2 separate regions of the Homo sapiens genome follow, and region 2 is linked to region 1. A link is an interaction called in ENCODE POLR2A ChIA-PET data of the cell type or tissue named here. Cell type or tissue: endothelial cell of umbilical vein. All regions are shown on one strand.

Region 1 (2,500 bases):
GGTCGCAATACTTCCAAGAACGTCAACTCTGTCATTGGTGAGTGGGAACAGCCCCTTGGTTGGGGGTACTGCATGGGGCAAAGGCCTGCAGGTTGGACCTGAAAGGATTTTAGGGCCATGTGAGGCTCAGCTTCATCATCAGTAAGGGGGACAGCACTGGGCAAAGGCCTGGAGGCAGACCCTAGGTCCTGAGATGCCTGAGAGGACTGGAGCCTGTGGCTGTGGCAGCCTCTGACCTTTTACCACCCCCCCTCCCCCAGCCATCTGCGTAGATGGGACCTTCCACAAATATGTCTTCACTCCTGATGGAAACTGCAACAGAGAGGCTTTCGACGTGTACCTTGACATCTGTGATGATGATGACTTTTAAGGACCCTGGGGGCTGTGCTAGGGACCTGCAGTGGCAGAACTGCAGAGCTGAGCCTTGGCAGTGGGGCGTGCTTGGAAGCCACCAGCCAGCAAGCATTAATGGGGCTGGTGCCCACTTTCCACTCAGCAGAGCTATGTCTAAATAAAGAGCTCACTTCCCCCCAGCACTTCTTGATGACTGTGTGCCCCAAGGGCCAGGCCAGAGACCCAGGAAGGCAGCGACCCCTTGGGATCCCTAACCTGGAGGAAATTGCCAGGGACCCAGAGGGAGTGCCCTAATCCAACCTGGGGATTTTTTAAAAGCTTCCTAGGAAGAGATGATCTCCGATGTGATGAATACGAATAAAAGGCCCTTAATGGCATTTACGGCTTGACCTCAGGGGCGGGGCATGGAGTTTCCTGGAGAAATGTGACCCTCTTGGGCGCTGACAGGAAGGAGGTGGAATCCAACTCGGATCCTTGTGACAGTCCCTCCTTTCTTATCTGTCTGGCTACTTTGTGCTTGAGCCGCTGGCACCGCCCGGAGCAGCCCCTGCGGCGCCCCGCGCGGGGGTGGATGGCAGTTTTAAGGGTTGGGAGCATCTCGCTTCGTGGCAAAGGCTTGATTTCCCGGCAGCCTTTGCTGCTTTCCTGAGCGGCGTGTTAGTTGCTTTTCCGGTCACGTGCATCGCCGCCCCTGCGCAATCCACCTAGGAGGTTAGGAAAAAGCTGCCCAGCCCAGACTCCATTTCCCGGTGTGCCCCGCGGTGGCGAGGGGCGTAACGGTTGTTGTAGTCCGGCCCCCTCCTGGCTGGTCCAGCCACATTAACCGGCAGGATGTCGGAGGTGCGGCTGCCACCGCTACGCGCCCTGGACGACTTTGTTCTGGGGTCGGCGCGTCTGGCGGCTCCGGATCCATGCGACCCGCAGCGATGGTGCCACCGCGTCATCAACAACCTCCTCTACTACCAAACCAACTACCTTCTCTGCTTCGGCATCGGCCTCGCTCTCGCCGGGTGAGGGAGGGAGGCGCCGGTTGGCCAGGGACGTCTGCAGAGCGTGGGGGTAGACCCACAGGTCTTTGAGGACCAGGACGGGGAACCTGAGGGGGGTGCAAGGCCGGGAAGGGCGAAGTCAGTAGAGATGGACGGCCTGAGGGGCTTGGAAGGGGGGCCTTGAAGGAGGTGGAGCCTAGTTATAAGGAGGGCCTCAGGGAGATGGAGCCTGGCTGATGAGGAGGGCCTGCGGGGGATGGGGGTCTGCAAGGAAGATATGGGGAGGATGGAGACAAGTGTGGGACTGAAGGGGAAAGTGGGCTGGAAGGTGAACCGGAAAAAAAGGAGGGCCCGAAAGGGGGACATGAGAGTACTTGAGGGGCGTAGGGGGGGTGTGATGTGAATGATGGGGCCAGATTGAGGCCGACCCTGGAGTACTTAGGGCAGAGACCGGGAAATAGACGGTAAAGTTGGAGGGTTTGGAAGATGTATTTATTGGGGATCCGGTCTTGGAGGGGAGCCTGGCTATGATTGGAAGGCGCCAGGGGCAGGTACCTGTTGGGGAACTTGGGCCCAGGAGGAGGATCCATGGTTGGAAAGCCTGAGACCAGAGAGGGATGGAGAATCTGGAGGAAGGACTTGAGCAGTGCTGAAAGTTCAGAGTGGGGCTGACGACCTGGAAGAGGTCCTAGCAATGATGGAGGGAGGAATCTATAGGGAAATGGGAGCCTGGAGGGCGGTTCTATAAGGACCCTAGGCCTGGGGAGAGGGGAACGTGTGAAGACAGAAGGCCTGAAAGAGGGATTTGCAGGGGCTGGTGTTAAAGGGGGAGCTTGCGGGCAGGCTGATGAGGGGCCCTACGGGGGCAGAGTCGGAAGGAAAGTCCAGGGAAGTGTTGGGAGCCCGGGGGTGTGGGGAGTGTCTAGCAGGATGGGAGGGCCTGAAGCGGGGACCTGAGGAAGACAGGACAGTGGAATTGACAAGGAGGAAAGGAGGGGTCTACAAGGGTGAGTCGGGAGCCCTGGCAGATGGGCCTGCTGGAGATAGGGCTGGTGGGAGGATGTGCCAGGCTGGAGTGTCCGGAGACGGGAGACCCTGGCTCTTGGGGCCCAGGGTGGGTGGTGGTCCGGAGGCCGTCTCTCCGCCCGGCCGGCTAG
Region 2 (2,500 bases), 110 kb after region 1:
TCAGAGCTTAGACCAGTAGCTCTGAGATTTCATAACTCCAGGCCTAGCAAGTCAAGCTCGAACCCAAACCCCTCCATGCTGGAAGCTTGGGCTTATCTTGTCTGGAACTCATTCTTCATCCATTCTTTTTTTTTTTTTTTTGAGACGGAGTCTCACTGTCACCCAGGCTGGAGTGCAATGGCGGGATCTCAGCTCGCTGCAGCCTCCACCTCCTGGGTTCAAGCGATTCTCCTGCCTCAGCCTCACAAGTAGCTGGTATTACAGGCACACACCACCACGCCCAGCTAATTGTTGTATTTTTAGTAGAGATGAGGTTTTGCCATGTTACCCAGGCTAGTCTCGAACTCCTGACCTCAAGTGATCCACCTGCCTCAGCCTCCCAGAGTGCTGGAATTACAGACATGAGCCACCTCGCCTGGCCTCTTCATCCATTCTTTCACCAAATATTTATTGAGCACCTACTGTGTGGCAGGCACAGTTGTAGGCAACTTGGATGTGGCAGTGAATGAACAGACAGAAGCCCCTGTATCCCAGTCCTCTGGAACTTCTATTCTAGTGGGATAAGACAGTTAATAAACAAATACACAGATTATATAGCATATCAACAGCTGTAAACACCAAGGAGAAAAGTCAGTCAGGGATGGGGGCTAGAAAGCATAGAGCAGGCCGGGCGCAGTGGCTCATGCCTATTATCCCACCACTTTGGGAGGCCAAGGCGAGTGGATAACAGGTCAGGAGTTCGAGACCAGCCTGACTAACATGGTGAAACCCTGTTTCTATTAAAAATATAAAAAACTAGCTGGGTGTGGTGGCGCGCACCTGTAATCCCAGCTACTTGGGAGACTGAGGCAGGAGAATTGCCTGAACCCGGGAGGTGGAGGTTCCAGTGAACTGAGATCACATCATTGCACTCCAGCTTGGGCAACAAGAGTGAAACGCTGTCTAAAAAAAAAAAAAAAAAGCATACAGCAGGGTGGTGATGCAGTTTTTTTTTTTTTTTAGACGGAGTCTTGTTGCTAGGCTGCAGTGCAGTGGCGCGATCTCGGCCCACTGCAACCTCCGCCTCCCGGGTTCAAGCGATTCTCCTGCCTCAGCCTCCCAAGTAGCTGGGACTACAGGCACGTGCCACCATACCCGGCTAATTTTTGTATTTTTAGTAGAGACGGGGTTTCACCATGTTGGCCAGGATGGTATCGATCTCCTGACCTCATGATCCACCTGCCTTGGCCTCCTAAAGTGCTGGGATTACAGGCGTGAGCCACCGCGCCTGGCTGCATTTTTTTTTTTTTTTTTTGAGACGAAGTTTTGCTCTTGTTGCCCAGGCTAGAGTGCAGTGGCGTGATCTCGGCTCACTGCTGCAACCTCTGCCTCCCGGGTTCAGACGATTCTCCTGCCTCAGCCTCCTAAGTGGCTGGGATTACAGGTGTCCGCCACCATACCCAGCTAGTTTTTTATATTTTTATTTTTTTATGTTTATTTTTATTTATTTATTTATTTTTGAGACAGAGTCCTGCTCTGTCGCCCAGACTGGAGTGCGGTGGCGCGATCTTGGCTCACTGGAACCTCCGCCTCCCGGGTTCAAGCAATTCTCTGCCTTAGCCTCCCAAGTAGCTGAGACTACAGGTGCGCGCCACCACGCCCAGCTAATTTTTGTATTTTTAGTAGAGACAGGGTTTCGCCATGTTGGCCAGGCTGGTCTCAATCTCTTGACCTTGTGATCTGCCCACTTTGACCTCCCAAAGTGCTGGGATTACAGGCATGAGCCACCACACCCAGCCAATTTTTTATATTTTTAGTAGAGATGGGGTTTTACCATGTTGGCCAGGCTGGCCTCAAACTCCTGACCTTCAGGTGGTCCACCTGCCTCGGCCTCCCAGAGTGCTGGGATTACAGGTGTGAGCCACCACTCTTGGCTGGTGATGCAGTTTTAGTAGTGTGGTCAGAGAAGGCTTTACTGAGGTGACAACTGAGCCAAGACCTGAAGGAGGCAAAGGAGTGGGCCATGCAGATAACTAGAGGAAGAGCTTTCTAAGCAGAGTGAACAGCCTGTGCAAAGGCCTTGAGGCAGATGTGGGTCCACATTAGAGACATAGCAAGGAAGCTATCATGGGTGGAGGAGAGTGAGCTGGGGGAGACTGGTAAGAGGCAAACTCAGAAAGGAGCGAGGGTCCCACCTTAGATCCTACTATGGACAGTTTGTAAGGACTTGGACACTGTTAGGAGTAACCATGAGAGATAGCATTTTCATATGTATGCACATTGTGTTCCAGACACTGCTCTGAGCACTTCGTATCATTTTTAATCTCATTTAATCTCCACAGCAACCCTATGAGGTGGGAGATAGTGTTCGTCCCATGCTACAGATGAGAGAAGAGAGAGGTTTGGAGTGGTTAAAGTGGGACCAGGATTTGAACCCAGGACTATCTGACTCTAGAGTCCTCACTCTTTACCACCATAATTGGGGATGCAGGAGAAGTACTTAAGTACTTAGCACAGTGCC

Evidence for each region. Peaks named below come from ENCODE experiments on the same cell type or tissue, not always from the same donor. Only the 100,000 strongest peaks of a DNase experiment are listed, where the experiment ranks them.
Region 2: POLR2A ChIA-PET joins it to region 1 with 8 read pairs; 11 of 35 experiments call an interaction of 5 or more read pairs at or near these places.

The regions. Positions count from the first base shown.
Region 1 is chrX:49,072,673-49,075,172 of GRCh38, reverse strand. It overlaps PRAF2 (PRA1 domain family member 2), which reads left to right and starts at 1,171. Exons shown (of 3, transcript NM_007213.3): 1 at 1,171-1,364. The coding sequence starts at 1,186. WDR45 (WD repeat domain 45) reads left to right here. Exons shown (of 11, transcript NM_001029896.2): 10 at 1-37; 11 at 261-731. The coding sequence ends at 370. RefSeq lists a silencer at 889-988. In endothelial cell of umbilical vein, no CTCF peak of the experiment used is centred here; a DNase peak (open chromatin) is centred at 1,092; H3K4me3 peaks cover 1,505 bases; H3K27ac peaks cover 270 bases.
Region 2 is chrX:48,963,515-48,966,014 of GRCh38, reverse strand. The region is part of intron 5 of KCND1 (potassium voltage-gated channel subfamily D member 1); the gene reads left to right. Among named protein-coding and RNA genes, the nearest start is that of KCND1, 7.1 kb to the left of the region's middle. In endothelial cell of umbilical vein, no CTCF peak of the experiment used is centred here; no DNase peak of the experiment used is centred here.